Regions from separate parts of the Homo sapiens genome. Here region 2 is linked to region 1. Evidence: chromatin loops called from intact Hi-C (ENCODE). Cell type or tissue: HCT116. All regions are shown on one strand. Each heading gives the region's core, and the rest is flanking DNA. Links, peaks and the distances in the headings are about the cores only. Region 1 overlaps NBEA (neurobeachin). Region 2 has its middle 110 kb from the start of NBEA.

Region 1 (8,347 bases), core at 270-8,269:
CAAAACCCAAGTCATTAACGGTAAATGTATTCTTATTTCTTCAACTCTTAACCATAAGGTATTATTTATCCTAGAAAATAAAGAAACAGTCATAACTCAGAGCTCAACAATTAAAATCCATATCAGAAAACATCATCTGTTTTTAGCTTTATTCCAGTGAGGTCAAAACTGAAGCACTAACATTTCCTAACAACCAGACCTAAGAGTCTTTAATTGTCTTATAACAAATTTCTATTCATGTGGTTGAACAGAAAATTCTCACTGCTAACAATTCTAATTTTTCTCAGCCATATTACCTACCTCACAGGGTTGTTGTGAGGATTAAATCTGAAAACATATAGCACAGTGCCCGGAACATAGTAGGCACTGGATAAATAACAGTTCCCTTTTCCCTTCCCCTTCATTTATCAGTTCAATCTGGGCTCCAAGTCCTCTTTTCTATAATCCACAGAACAGGGTTGGGCCTGAAGCTTAAAAGGTTAAAATTAATCAAGTATTCAGAATGAAGATCTTGAGTACAAAATGTGTAAATGTAGTCACAGAGTTATAAAATGTTAGAACTGGCAGAGACCTTAAAGGTCATCCTTTAGTACAACCTCTTGTACTAGATAAGGAAACTTAGGCCCAGAGAGGTTGAGCAAAGTTACACAGAAGAATGTGGCAGAGTTGGAAATATAATTGAGATATTTTTAGTTTCTTACATACATGAAATTATACCGCACTATTTAGTTCCATAAATTACTATTATACTATAATTCAATATAAACATGAAGTAACTGATAAGAAATTACTCTGTTTTGGTGCTAACAACTCTTCAATGCATTTTTATTTATTTCTAGAACTCATATAAGGTAGCTTACTTGTGTCGTAGTAGTTGTTTGGATTTTTCGGATTTCTTTTCCTGATTCTTTGCCATCGTCAGACCTTTCAGTATCTGAAATTATACTTCCTGCATCAATATTTGGTACAATTTTGCTACTAGAAGACTCAGTTTCCAGAGTTGTAGCAGTCATTTCAGCATACTCCAGCCCCTTAGTTGATGACGCTAAGTCTCTTTCAGAAATACTGCTCATTCCATCTGAAGTTGTATGGATTTTGAATTCTTTTTCTTCTATTATACTGGATGTACAAGTTAAGTCTACGCTACCGGTCATGTGAGCAAGCAATCCAAGATCATCACTAACACCAAGATGTACTTGTGTGTCCTGAATATTTGGAATAATGTGATTGCTAGAAAGTTCAGGAAGTAGTTTTTCCTCCTGTTTGGGTATTTTATCAAAGAGAAATGATGTACTACTATTGGGAAGGTCTTCTTTCTCATCTGCTAATGTTATCAATGGACCATTATCCTTTTCTTCATTTTTTTTAATGATACCAACACTTCCATGTACATTGTTCTGGAGTTTCTCAACAGCAGCACTATATACATTATCCAACAGAGATTCAACCTCCACAAGGGCACCATTCTCTCCACCTACTAAAGTCTCCGGTGATAAATCCATATCATCGAGCTTTACTTCTGTTGCTTCCACTTTCTCTGCTTTTATATCTACTAAAAGATCATGTACTTCCACATGTACACCACTTCCTGGTCTATCTGAATTTCCAAGAATATCATCTGACACTTTTGTTGACATGAGTAAGTCTCGAGTATCTGTGCTGACAGGGTAATCGGTCTCACTTTCTGGGCTCTGGCTTTGTGAAAGATCTTCTATCTCTCGAATTTCCATTCCACCTTTTGCTCCTGTTGTCTGTGATGAAAGACCAGAGATGGTGCTCACATTCCCTTTCTTTCCCTTTTTAATGTTTTCCTCCTCTTGTCTTTGATATTCCTCATACATTTTGGCTAGGTATTCCTTATGAGCTTCATAAGTGACCTTAGGAATAAGTAAAGAAAACATTAAGGCATTTTGTACATATCAAAAAGAAAAAACTAAATAATACAAATTAAATTGTGGAAATAGAAAAAATAATGCCAGAAAGTTTAAGACTTCAAAGCTGGCATTTGTTAGTCCTAAAGCAAGTGCTTAGTTTCATTAAGTAACTGGAAATAATCAACAAATACAGCTATATATGATTTATTATAAGGATTGCCAAAATCACACAGATAACTCAGCAATATTAAAAGCTATTTTCTTTTAGGCTAAGTATTTCAATGTTACCCAAACCAAATATGCCAGTTAACTTCCACACATTTATGTAAGCTTAAACAGAGAATAAGCAGCTAATAATATACAATAACCAAAGTACTATTACTATGTTGGTTTTCACCATCTATTGCTCATATGTGCACCCTTCCCAACAACTGATGTTAAAAAATTCACACATATCATTAAATATATAAATTTACAAGCTATTAAAATATCACAGTTTTATCCTTATATAAGCTGTTTTGGCTTTGTTACTTTACTTAGGCTTCTTTATTAATAATCAGAATACTTTTTTTTTGCACAAAGACCTGCAATGTCTTTTTCTTTGCTATTTTCAAATTTGTTAAAGCAATGATAAATCTGAGGTGTCAATACTTCACAAAATGTAAATTTATAATTGAAACAAAAGCTTTTCTAATATTTTTTAAAGTTCACAGACTTTCTCTTACAGACATGGGTTCTATTAATGTATATTTAAATAAGTTAACAGAATTTTAGATTGGGGGGACCATCCTTTAAAGAATATCTCATAATACAAAAATCCCCTTAATTTTACAGAAGAAGAAAGCAAGTCCCAAAAGTGGGGGTTGGTAACATAAGGCCCATGGGACAAAACTGCTTATCACCTCTTTGGGTGAATAAAGGTTTATTCAAACAAAGCCATGATCATTCATTTACATTATGTATTGTCTTTCACACTGAACGGCAGAGTTGAGTAGCTGCATCAGAGGCTATAGAGCCCACACAGCCTATAATATTTACTATCTATCCTTTTAAACATTTTTTTCTAACTCGTGTTCAAGAAGACTTAATGAGTCTCCTAAAATCACAAAACTCAATTATGGCACAGACTAAATTAAAAGCCATACTTCTGACACCCATGCTTCTTCTATAACACTTCATGATGAGAAACCCATAACTCTGAATTTCCAGAATCTAATGTGTATATACTTGTACAGTTTAATTCACTATTTCATTTTACCAAAGATCAAATAATACTTAAAATAGACATACAGATTTTTAAGATTAAAAATAAAGAAAAGATAAAGCAATTAAAATACCACTAAACTTAAACACTGTATTTATGATTCACTTGGAAATAAAAAAATCTGACTTCTTAAAAAAAAGTCTTAAAAAGTATATTTCAGAGACTATTTCATAAAATATTCTTCCAAGAACCAGTTGAAAGAGCAAGTGGCTCAGATTAAAGTTCCCAGATTTGCTATAAAACAGATGTATGTCAGCTTTGGGTATAAAACTCCTGATTTATAAATTTGGGGTTTGAATTAATTCATCTATAAGCCACTTTCAAGTTCTAACAGTCTATGAACAATGAGGGAAAAATACAAAACTGAGATACAGGAATCTGTCAAAATCTAAGATGCCCACAAGATGGCACCAGATGCATGTTTGTAGCCATTTAATCCACTGCAATAACTCTGATGATGTTAAAATGTTAAATCCCGTGTTACCTTGGAATGGGCTATTGAGAGGGTATCCACCCAGACTCTCCAGCCTCCCCATTCATATTTTATTGCATGATACAAAAGAATCCGGAAGATATTGTAGACCATTTCGGTAATCTTCTGTTCCTCAGAATTTTTAGGATTGATATAGCCAAGAGAAAACATCCAATCCTGCCACACTGAACACTGCAATAAGCATCTAGGGAGAAAAAAATTTGATCTCATTAAAAATATCCAAATTAAGTTAGAATTTACTATTTTGAAACTTTGATAAATAAAATAGTGAAAATATGATCTGACCTCAGTAAAGCAAGGTGTACAGTCATGCTGCACGTTATATATTCTATACTTGGAATGACTTTCTCTTATTTCTCTACCAGGAAAAATCCTAATTATCATTCAAAATCATTTTCCTAACTTTCACAGTCAGATTTACTTATTGCTTCTCTACTTTCTCACCACCTTTAGCACTCACAATGTACTTAACACATTATACATTAATCATTGCTTTATGGTTTCCCACTGGAATGTACTGAGACTGTGTACTAAGACTATCTTGTGTAGCACAAAGTCTTACACTGAACACAGTAGGCACTCAATCAATATTTGTTAAATTATAGACTCAGGCAATGACTACCCCAGAGTTCATGGCCTCAGACTTTACCCCATGTTCAAGCTAACTAGCTTAAAAATGCACAACATTCGGCCATAAGAAATATGGGGTGGAAAGCATAGATGAAAATGGGGAAATCCAACACAATTACAACTGAAAGTTCCATTGGTGATAGATAGGTACCACTAAAAGGGATATTACATTCTAAATAAGAGTTTGTTTATATGTATATTCATATATACAATTAAAATATAATATCCACGTAACAAAATAAAAATAATATAAAAATAAATAGAAGAATACCGAATACAGATTATGTCAAAGAAACATAAAATGCCTTTTCTGATGATTAAAAGTATTTAGCAATATGGAAAAGATTTGAAATGAATTGAAAATCTAAAAGAGAGAAAATATTAATTATGGAATAAAGTGTTGTTACAGTATCCAAACTGCTTACCTTCTATTTTCACGGCTGTTACTGAAAAGTTTTATCATATCAGATAAAAATAAACGACGAACTTCCATCAGCTCTGCACTTGGTGTAGAGTTTTTTAACAAAGTTGCCACCACTTTAAGAATCACTGTAAACAAAGAAAAAAAACTTGTAGATTTGTAACCATATCCTATGTTCAACTCAAAAAGTATTACCAACTTTCAAATAAATACTTAACACTATAAAAGGTGAGTTAAAACTGTCATGAACTAGGTAAACACCATAATGATTTAAGGGGTTAGGAAAAGTTTTGATTTAGTCTCATATGTTGCCATGCGCCTACCACAATACAGTAAAGAACTGCCATTTGCTCACTTGGATTCTGAATTTTCACTGTAGAATCTGGCTCTGGATGTGGTTTGTGTACGACCTGAGTACATACTTGTTCTGTCAAGATCTGAAAAATGAAGAATTTGAACTTCATTTAGAAAACAATTTAAATAATAATTGCAAAATATAGATATACAATGAACCTGCAAAAGAAATGTCAATGCAGTCCAAACCAAAAGAAACATCTCTTCTAAAGGGACTTTTTTCTTTCTTTCTTTCAAGACGGAGTTTCACTCTTGTTGCCCAGGTTGGAGTGCAATGGTGCAATCTTGGCTTCAACCTCCACCTCATGGGTTCAAGTGACTCTCTTCCCTCAGTCTCCCAAATAGCTGGGATTACAGGCATGTGCCACCACGCCTGGCTAATTTTTTGTATTTTTAGTAGAGACAGGGTTTCACCATATTGATCAGGCTGGTCTCGAACTCCTGACCTCAGATGATCCACCCGCCTCAGCCTCCCAAAGTGCTGGGGTTACAGGTGTGAGCCACCATGCCCAGCCCTAAAGAGACTTTTTAATGAATTCCACATACTTCTAAACTCTTTAACTCTGTATTCACCAAATTTTATTTATTATTTATACATACAAAACCAGAACCAGTATCTATAGAAGGAAAGATTAGGAAATTAATGAATTTATTGTTTGAAATGCCTTTTCAGTGTTCCTAAAATTATTTATGAACTACTTTTTTTTTTTTTTTTTTTTTTTTTAGAGACAGAATCTCACTATGGTACCCCCAGGCTGGACTGCAGCGGCACAATCATGGCTCATTGCAGCCTCCAACTCCTGGACTCAAGTGATCCTCCTGCCTAAGTCTCCCAAGTAGCTGGGGCTACAGGTTCATGCCAACACACACAGCTAATTATTTTTCTCATTTTTTGGTAAAGATGGGGTCCACTTTATCGCCCAGGCTCATCTTGAACTCCTGGGCTCCTGAGATCCTCCTGCTTCAGCTTCTCAAAGTGCTGGGATTAAATGCATGAGCCACCACATCTGGCCCCTACTTCAGTAAGTGTGACAAGGGAAAGTTCTTCCTAACAATGTGGCTCATTGTCATTTACTAATGAGTTTTTTAAATTATTCCTTTCAAATACAAAAAAACAGTTGACCAAATAAAGGAAAGAGAAAATTCTAAAACATTTACTAACTTTCCCACTAAAATGTGGGAGCAGGATTTTGAACATCATCTTCACTGTTATATTCCTAGTAATCAGCACTAATGCCTGACACACAACAGCATTCAGTAAATATTTGTTAAATTAAAGAATAATTAACCTAATTATATATCAATAATGTATGTACAACTGCTCACTGTATTTTAGGCTTGAGTTTGTGTTTATCTCTTACATAAACCCTATGAGGTTATATTTAATACAGACATCATTTTATATCTGTGATTTAATTTCCTGTTTAGCTTTAACATGGCAAATTCTGAATAAACAGTTAAACCTAAGTCAAGTACAAAAACTGCTGCAAAACCACCAACGTTAGTTGAAAGGACAATTGAACATAGCTATATTGTAGAAGCTGAAGATGGAAAAAGCAAATTGAGAGAGAGGGATGGTCTCTTCTGATTAGAAAAGGACCACGACATCCAGAAGTTTCATTTTCCTTCCCCTTCTGCTCAGACTAAGACAGGACATTTACATAAGTATATTAGGAATGTTCATAAAAAAGATATTGACCTGAAATAAAAACTGACCTACTTTATTAAAGAATATAGCATTTAATTACCCCCGTTCCCCTCATTCTCATACCTCTGATGAAACTAAACACTTACTTGTTAAAACTAAACAGCATTTCACAACTTTCTAAACAAAGGACCCCAAACATGCACTCCTAATCAAACGGAGTTGACACGAGATAAAATTTATTTGAAAACCATATACTAAAGAACAATCACTTATTGCTTGGTATATACGTATAAGTAGTTTTCACAACAACTTGCCCCGAAGACCCTGGTGTGTACCTATAGCCCAGTGGATGAGATCCAAGAAAATTGTGGTTATAAATAAAGGATTCAAAATAACTTCAGACGAGCTTAAAGGAAATCAGGACCTACTCTCCCGTGATAGTTAAAGTGTTTTCAACCAAAAGAGAAGAAATCACATTGCACAGGAAACAAAAGTGTCACCAGTTTTTATATTGTCTTTTTAAGTCCCTACTTTATCATCTAACAATGAAAAGAATAACTGCCTTGCCTATCTAATAAAACTGCTAGGAAGATTAAATAAAGCTCCATATGTGAAAGTGCTTTGAAAACTATAACATATTCAAATATAAAGGTTTTTAAAATGACAAACATATACTCAGAAACTCAATTCAACATGTATTTATTAATAACCAGTTATGTGCCCTCCCTCTGCTAAATGTTTGCAGACTGAAAATACATTGCTAGGTGCAACTTCATTTCTAGTAGCAATTTATTTAATTATTGTTCTGGAGGCAGGCATAAATGCATGCCCCAATAAAGTAACAAAACATGATAGACTATCATTAAGAACCTATGTGGCCAGGCATGGTGGCTCACACCTGTAATCCCAGCACTTTGGGAGGCCGAGGTGGGTGGATCACAAGGTCAGGAGATCGAGACCATCCTGGCTAACACGGTGAAACCCTGTCTCTACTAAAAAATACAAAAAATTACCCGGGTGTGGTGGCAGGCACCTGTAGTCCCAGCTACTCAGGAGGCTGAGGCAGGAGAATGGCGTGAACTTGGGAGGTGGAGCTTGCAGTGAGCCGAGATCACGCCACTGCAGCCTGGGCGACAGAGTGAGACTCTGTCTCAAAAAAAAAAAAAAAAAAAGAACCTATGTAAGTTTAAAAAGGGAGAAAGGGAATAATGAAATATAAATAAAAAGAGATGAATGTAGACCCAAACATTCTAATGAAAGAGCAGGACTCAAGATGGGCCCCAAAGGTTTGACTGGATTGGTAAGAGATATGCATAGTAACCCCAAACCCCCACTAAAACAAAATTGTACAGAGGTTCAGAGCTGGATATGGACATGAAAACCAATGTGTATTTAACACTTAGAGCACATCTCAATTCATACCAGCCACATTTTAAGTGTTCAACAGCCACATGTCCCCAGTGGCTATAATACAGGTAATCGACAGGGAGGGAAACAACAATGAATCATAAGCATGGAGGTAACTTTACATGCTATTTACAGAGATACACCTGAGCCCAGCATTACACATTGAAATTTCATTTTATAAATGGAATTATTTTGCAATTCATGTGTTACAGAACTTTAGGCTGAAGCAGGGGCTACTGAAGCTATCTTTCTGATG
Region 2 (8,347 bases), core at 102-8,101, 320 kb after region 1:
CGGGGCGGGTGGATCACTTGAGGTCAGGAGTTTGAGACCAGCTTGGCCAACATGGCGAAACCCCGTCTCTACCAAAAATATGAAAATTAGCCGGGCGTAGTGGCACGTGCCTGTAATCCCAGCTACTCAGGAGGCTAAGGCAGGAGAATCGCTTGAATCTGGGAGGCGGAGGTTGCACTGAGCTAAGATAGCACCACTACACTCTAGCCTGGACGACAGAGGGAGATCTTGTCTCCAAAAACAAACAAACAAACAAACAAACAAACAAAAATAAGTCATATGAATTTTCCCCCAGTGCATATAAAAGTTATGTTTACACTGTACCATAGCCTGTGCAATTATGTCTACAAAATGTATATAATTTAATTAAAAATACTTTATCGCTAAAACACACTAAGGATCATCTGAGCTTTCAGGGATTTATATTTTCTGCTAGTGGAGGATCTTGTCATGATGTTGATGGCTGCTGATGGATCAGGGTAGTAGTTGCTGACAGCTGGAGTTGGTGTGACAATTTCTGAAAATAAGACAACATTTGAAGGTTTACACATTGATTGACTCTTCCTTTCCTGAAAGATTTCTCTGTAGCATGCGATACTGTTCGATAGCATTTTACCCACAGTAGAACTTCTTTCAAAATTGAAGTCAATCTTCCCAAACCCTGCTACTTTATCAACTAAGTTTATGGACTATTCTTAATCTTTTGTTGTCATTTCAACAATGTTCATAGTGTCTTCACCAGGAGTAGTTTTCATCTCAAGAAAGTAGTTTCTGTGCTCATCCATAAGAAACAACTCTTTATTTGTTCAAGTTTTATCATGAGATTGTAGAAATTCAGCCACATCTTCAGTCTACACTTCTAATTCTAGTTTACTTTCTATTTCTACCACATCTGCAGTGACTTCCTGTAATAAAGTCTTGAACCCCTTAAAGTCATCCATAAGGATTGGAATCAACTTCTACCTCCTGTTAATGTTGACATTTGACCTCCTCTTATGAATCACGAATGTTCTTAATGACATCCAGAATAGTGAATCCTTTCCAAAAAGTTATCAATTTACTTTTGCCAGGTCCATCAGAAGAGTCACTATCTATGGTAGCTGCAGACTTATGAAATGTATTTCTTTATTAATAAGACTTGACAATCAAAATGACTTTGTGATCCATATAGTAGAGAATGGATGTTGTGTTAGCAGGCATGAAAACAACATGAATGTCCTTGTATATCTCTATCTGGGCTCTTGGGTGACAATGAGCAGCAATATTTTGAAAAGAATTTTTTTTTTTCTCTGAGCAGTAGGTCTCAACAGTGGCTTAAAATATTCAGTAAACCATATAAACAGATGTGTTGTCATCAGGCTTTTTCGTTTCATTTCTAGAGCACAGGCAGAGTAGATTTAGTATAATTCTCAGGGGCCCTAGGATTTTCAGAATGACAAGTGAGCATTGGCTTCAACTTAATGTTACCAGCTGCATTCGTCGTTAACAAGAGAATGAGGCTGTCCTTTGAAGCTATGAAGCCAAATGTTGACTTCTCCTCTCTGTGAAAGTCCTAGATGGCATCTTCTTCCAATAGAAGGCTGTTTCATCTACATTGAAAATCTGTTGTTTAGTGCAGCTACCTTTGTCAATTATGTTAGCTAGGTCTTCTGGGTAACTTGCTGCAGCTTCTCCATCAGCACTTGCTGCTTCACCTTGAATTTTATGTTGTGGAAACGGCTTATTTCCTTAAACTTCATGAATCAACCTCTGCTAGCTTCCAACTTTTCTTTTGCAGTTTCCTTACCTCTCTTAGCCTTCATAGCATTGAGTAGATTTAGGGCCTTGCTCTGGATTAGGCTTTTGCTTAAGGAAATGTTGTGGCTGGTTTGATCTTCTATCCAGACCACTCACACTTTCTCCATAACAGCAATAAGGCTGCTTTGCTTTCTTATCATTTATGTACTTACTGGAGTAGCACTTTTAATTTCCTTCAAGAAATTTTCCTATGCTTTCACAACTTGGCTAATCGTTTGGTGCAAAAGACCTAGCTTTTGGCCTATCTCAATTTTTGACATTGTCTCTGCCACTAAGCTTAATCATTTCTAGCTTTTGATTTAAAGTGAGAGAAGTATGGCTTTTTCGTTTACTTGAACACTCAGAGGTCATTGTCAGGTTATTAATTGGCCTAAATTCAATATTATTGTATCTCAGGGAAGAGGGGGGCCTGAGGATGGGGAAAGGTGTTGGGGCACAGTTGGTCAGTGGAGCAGTCAGAGCACGCACAACATTTTTCCATTAAGTTTACCATCTTATATGGGCATGGTTCATGGTGCCCCGAAACATTTACAATAGTAACATCAAAGGTCACCTATCACAGATTTTCACAAAATATAACAAGAATAAGAAAGTTTGAAATATTGCATGAATTACCAAAATGTAACACAGAGACATGAAGTGAGCACATGCTGTTGAAAAATGGTGGTGATAGACTTGCTAAAGACAGGGTTGTCACAAACCTGCAATATATAAAAAACACAGTATCTGTCAAGTAATCTGTCAAAAGCAAGTTTTGTCAAGCACAATAAAGAAGTGCAATAAAACAGGTTGTGTCTGTATCTAGAGTTTTCTTTTTTGAACCCAATTGCCTTTTGGCTCTCACAATTTGAATAGAACAATTTGCTGTCTTATTTATACAGGAAATATATATATGTACACATGCACACACAGTAAAATTCTTACCTTTTCTTGTAAAGATACAATCTTCCTTCAGTTGTGATTGGATGATTACTTTTATCTCTTTATTCACAGCAAGCGTTTTTGAAGTCCACTCTAGTGTATCACTATACATTTAACTCAACGTTTTATTTTATATAAAGCAAACTTGATTAGAAAAAAAAGTTTACACAGTGGTCAAAATTTGGTGGCACACATTGGAAGCATTGGCTGTCTAGAATGTCATCTTGGAGAAAATATTGTCTATGGTAAAGTCACATTTCTAAGAATGTAGGCTAATAATCTCTGCTGATTGAAAGAAAATCTCCAGGTGGTCTCTTCGCTTTACAGACTTTGTGTTTCATTGGTTGTCTTTGTAATCATACTGTAGTTGGGCTGCACATTTACTCACACAACTGAAGTGTGCAAAGAAAATATAGTTTGGCTCCTGAAGAGTTTACTTTCTAAAACAGATCTCATCATCATCATGAGCCTTACTGAACTGCAGAGAAGGCCTTGAGTGATTTCTCAGTGTCTGGGTTTAATGAGACAGTGTGTGCAGGGTGGTTGCTGTGTGTGTGGTGCATGAGTGGTTTTAATTGTGGATGTCTTGAAAACATTTGTTATTAATTCCTTTCTTTAAAGGACTGAAAAGGCGGTTGCTTATAGATAAATGTTCAGATTTCAGAGTCTTTCCCTCTGGGTGAAGATCTTTATGATGGCTCTGCATGTTGGGCTTTGGTTTACCCTCTAGGTCCCTGCTCACCTGTGCCATGATGATGTTGCTTGTTTCCCTGGTGACTGCTGGCACCTGGGGCATCTGCTGCTGGTGAGCTCCTGGTCTCTTCTCTGGGCTCAGAGGCTCCTCCCTGTTGATGGCCTCATCTGAGTTTCACACACTCACTGCTCTGTCTAGTGATAATGTGACTTTGCCCTTTGTGTAGCAGTTCCCTCTAGGAAGATTCCTGGTCAGAGTCTTAAATATTTTATTCAACAACCAAGAGCTATGCAGGGTTTCACACGACATGGAAGGCAGGCACGACTCAGGGGCATTGACTCAGACTTCCTTTTAGCTGAACTATGCTGCACAGCCTACCGACCATAGCAATCCTGTGAGGCTGCCCCCAGCAGGTCGGGGAGAGGGACAGCTAGGGATGCAGTCTCCTTTCTACAGCTACAAAGGCATCAGGGGGAAAACAATGAGAAAACTACAGAGGAACAGGCTATAAATCAGTGAAGATAGATTCTGTTCGAAGAGTCAATTTGCCTGAATCTTTGGGAAAAACACATGACTTCTCTCTGTTTTCTCCATAGATTAAGTGAAAATCAGGCCTTTTCTCCCTAACTGAGAAAGAATTATGATTGGTGAGATTATGGCCATGAAGCACTTGTAGATCTTAACAACACTGAGTATCAGTTTACTTAACCAATAATAGCTTTTCGACCTGTTCAGTACATGATGACCTCACTGGGATGTTGTCAGGCTGGGGCGTGGGGACACCCATGCTGAAAATTGAGGGGGAAACCCAGACACATAGATGACTGTGCCCCTCCTTCTCATCTCTTCCTGCCCCTTTCCACATGGGCCTGTCTCTTCTTCCTTGCTGGCAGTGGCCTTCCTGTATCATAGCCACTCCTCCCTTGAGATGGAACTATTTTGTTCCCTTCCTTTGTGTCATAATTTAGATCCAATTCAAAAAGGGAAGCCACATTACTGATTATATAAGTTTCAAAATCTTACTCATTTTACATTTGCAAATGATAGTATTAAAACCTTTTAATTGTAATTTATTAAAATGCTGTGCTGGGTATCTCCGAGATTTAGGCTTTCTATAAACAGTCATCAAAGGGCTATTCTGAGAATTCATGGAAAAGTGCAATGGACAGAGCCTAGAAGAAGGCCTGGCTCAGAGAACTTGGCTCAGTAGCGGCTTGTTGCCTCTTTTGCACCCTAGGAGAGGAATGGATTTTTTTCCCTGCTAGAGCATGAGTTGTTTTAATTATGGATGTTTTTAAAATGTTTGTTATTAATTCCTTTCTATAAATGATTTAAAAAGACTGCCTCTCTTCTCTGTGCACTTAGTTAAAAGCTTTCATCCTTAATGTAGGCTCTGTAGAAGAAAATGTTTGGAAGAGGAATCATGTACAGGAGATGCCAAAAAGTGTTACTAGTTAAGTAAATGGATACTCAGTGTTATTAAAATCTGCAAGTGCTTCATGACTATCATCTTGCCAATCACCACAATTCTGTCTCAGGAAGAAAATGCCTGATTTTCACTTAATCTATGGAGAAAGCAGAGGGAAGTTATGTGTTTTCTCCAAAGACCCATGCAAATTGACCCTCTTTTTTTTTTTTTTTTTTTTGGGACGGAGTCTTGCTCTGTCGCCCAGGCTGGAATGCAGTGGCATGCTCTCGGCTCACTGCAAGCTCCGCCTCCCGGGTTCACACCATTCTCCTGCCTTAGCCTCCCGAGTAGCTGGGTCTACAGGTGCCTGCCACCATTCCCGGCTAATTTTTTATATTTTTAGTAGAGACGGGGTTTCACTGTGTTAGCCAGGATGGTCTCAATCTCCTGACCTCGTGATCCGCCCGCCTTGGCCTCCCAAGTTGCTGGGATTACAGGTGTGAGCCACCGTGCCCGGCCTAATCTGACCTCTTATAGTCTGTATCTCTAGGAAGAATACTGAATTTGATCCATGCTTAAATTAAATAGAAAAGTTAATTATTTTTATTATTTCAAATTTTAGGGCTGGGCAATGCTTATTTTGATTTTGATATTTAACGGAAGAGAAGAAAATCTGAACTATCAGATGGAAGTAGTGTTAGACACAATTTCCAGGGCTTGCACCAACCTGCTTCCCCAGGCACTTTGTTAAAAGCATTTCAGACTTAACAAAGGCTCTACAGAAGAAAATGATGGAAAGAAGAATCATGTACAGGAGATGGCATGAAGCTATTAGTAAAGAGTAGTTCTGGAAGAATTGAAAGTAGCCTTCCAGAGATTCTAGAGTCTGGAAGTAGGTTTCCAGAGATTGTAGAGTCTGGAAGTAGGTTTCCAGAGATTGGAGAAGCAGTGAAGGCATTTTGCCATCTCTTAGTTGGGAACAATCCGTCAATGTTAGACACTGAGATTCCTTAAGTGAATTTTTTTCTATTCAGTGGGAGTAAATTGGGCTCGGAGGACAATTGTGGTGCTTTGCTAAATCTTGGAGGGAAGACTTAGAGTTAAGAATGCTTAACTCTACATTTGAAAGCAGGCCACTGAATCAGTGGGCTGGGCGTGGTGGCTCACTACTGTAATCCCAGCAGCCGAGGCAGGAGGATCACGAGGTCAAGAAATAGAGACCATCCTGGCCAATATGGTGAAACCCCGTCTCTACTAAAAATACAAAAATTAGCTGGGCGTGGTGGCGCGTGCTGGTAGTCCCAGCTACTCGGGAGACTGAGGTAGGAGAATCGCTTGAACCCAGGAGGCGGAGGTTGCAGTGAGCTGAGATGGCACTACTGCACTGCAGCCTGGCAACAGAGTGAGACTCCACCAAAAAAAAAAAAAAAAAAAAAGGAAGATTCAGTGTTGCTGCCTCTCCTACAGCATGGAACAGAAATTGAGTTTCTGTGTGTCACTTTGTTAGAATAATTCAATATTTATTTAATAGTCAATCATTTGTTTATTCCTTCAGCAAACATCATACTAACTATTGAGAATATCTAATAAGACACAAATTCTTCCTTTGAGGATGAATCTCTGTGTGTGCAAAGATTTATCTGTAAACGGGTAGATTAGGGAAGGCTAAAAGAGGACATCACTGATTGGAAATCTTATAGTAACAACATTGTATGGTGGCTACAGAGAGGTTGTATAGAGAGGATTTTTGATAAATTAGAAAGAAAATCTTGGTTCAGTAGGAACCCGCCTGGTCTAAAAGAAAACACCTCTTAGTTGAAGATATTGAACCAGGTAATCAGAGGATAGCATGAGTGGTCATGTGACCTAAACTTACACTTCACTGCGGAACTTCTTGGAGAAAAGTGAGTAGAACATGTTCTGCAGTGACCATCCCAGCAGACCCTTGTCTCATGGAAGAACTTAGTATTAAAATATTTCTCATACTAAGCCAGTAAGTGATAAGGAAGGACAGTTATTATGGAACTTTTGGGAATATTAGGTGGCTATAACTATCTCTAGATAATATATAATATTTATTTCATTTTTAGTCCTAGTAAAATAATTCTTCTGAGATTTCCTTAGGTTTCTGAGTGGGGTCTTAGGTCAAAAGCCAAGTATGACATTATCATACAACATGGACAACAAAGAATTTTATGAAGAAAAACTAAGAATGAGGACTATATAAAATTTTATAAATTCCTTACTCATTCATCCGTCTATTCATTGATTCATTCATAAAATATTTATCAAGTATCTCCTACATACCAGGCATTATGTCTACCATTGAAGGCATAGCAGCAAACCCTATCTTAAGAAGTGTGCAGTGGCCAGGCGCGGTGGCTCACGCCTGTAATTCCAGCACTTTGGGAGACCCAGGCGGGCAGATCACGAGGTCAGGAGACCAAGACCATACTGGCTAACACGGTGAAACCCTGTCTCTACTAAAAAATACAAAAAATTATCTGGGCGTGGTGGCAGGCACCTGTAGTCCCAGCTACTCAGGAGGCTGAGGCAGGAGAATGGCATGAACCCAGGAGGCAGAGCTTGCAGTGAGCCGAGATCATGCCACTGTACTCCAGCCTGGGGGACAGAGCGAGACTCCGTCTCAAAAAAAAAAAAAAAAAAAAAAAGAAGTGTGTAGTGTTGCTTCCTCAGGCAGGAATGAAGAAAAAATATTATGAAACCCCTTTCTCTTAAAGTCTATCTACTGAGGTGAGATTTAGAAGTAGGGCCACGATATTCACAAAAGATTGTTGCTCTTTGTCCTGCCCAAGCCAGCTTTATGAGAACTTACAGCCATCCCCTAAGAGTTCTGCATAACCCTGGGGATATCTTGCATCTGTTCCACATGGAATTTACAGTTTTCCCCTTCTTCTCCACAATACAGTGACAAGGTCTTTTATTTCTGCTTAAGTTAATAGCAGCAACTCTGCTGCCTTGTCACCTGCCATTTTGCTGATACCTCCAAAAACTACCCACCCTGTTCTCTTCCACCCTTTTCTTCTTATTTTGCTGAGAAACTAGAAACCTTCATAAGAGAATTCCTTCATGTTTCCAAAACCAAGTCTTCCAGTCTCTTAGCAATGTTACAATGGACAGACTCCTCCACTGCTTTTTAAGGCCAACTTCTCCACTTGAGCTCTGGATTCCATCCTCTCATAGTTTCCATTTACTTGGGCATTTGGCTCCAGGAATGATCTCTTCTTTTTTTTCTGTTTTTCTCTCCTGTGAGTATCATCAGTATGAAAACATAATGCACACAGAATGCTTAGGGGAGAGCCCGTGGACAGTGAAGGCTTACTGCATGTTGGCTATTGGTGTTGTTATTACCATCATTATCATTATCATCTTCTTCAGGATCTCTTTACTGAGCTTTGTCATAGTAAGAAGCATCAGACCTTTCCTATTCAAGTGCTGAAAAAGTTTACTCCAAAGATTGTCACCAGGACCAACAGTTAATTATACAAAGATCACAAGAATGGAAA

Evidence for each region. Peaks named below come from ENCODE experiments on the same cell type or tissue, not always from the same donor. Only the 100,000 strongest peaks of a DNase experiment are listed, where the experiment ranks them.
Region 2: a loop joins it to region 1, with 2.4 times the contacts of the local background. A loop is called at or near these places in 3 of 110 quality-filtered maps.

Annotation. Positions count from the first base shown.
Region 1 is chr13:35,152,546-35,160,892 of GRCh38, reverse strand. It overlaps NBEA (neurobeachin), which reads right to left. Exons shown (of 59, transcript NM_001385012.1): 19 at 5,038-5,119; 20 at 4,687-4,810; 21 at 3,623-3,815; 22 at 861-1,877. Among named protein-coding and RNA genes, the nearest start is that of NBEA, 210 kb to the right of the region's middle. In HCT116, for the core only: a CTCF peak has its summit at 3,542 (motif pointing right); a DNase peak (open chromatin) is centred at 3,552.
Region 2 is chr13:34,829,178-34,837,524 of GRCh38, reverse strand. No RefSeq gene overlaps it. Among named protein-coding and RNA genes, the nearest start is that of NBEA, 110 kb to the left of the region's middle. In HCT116, for the core only: a CTCF peak has its summit at 3,825 (motif pointing left); a DNase peak (open chromatin) is centred at 3,764.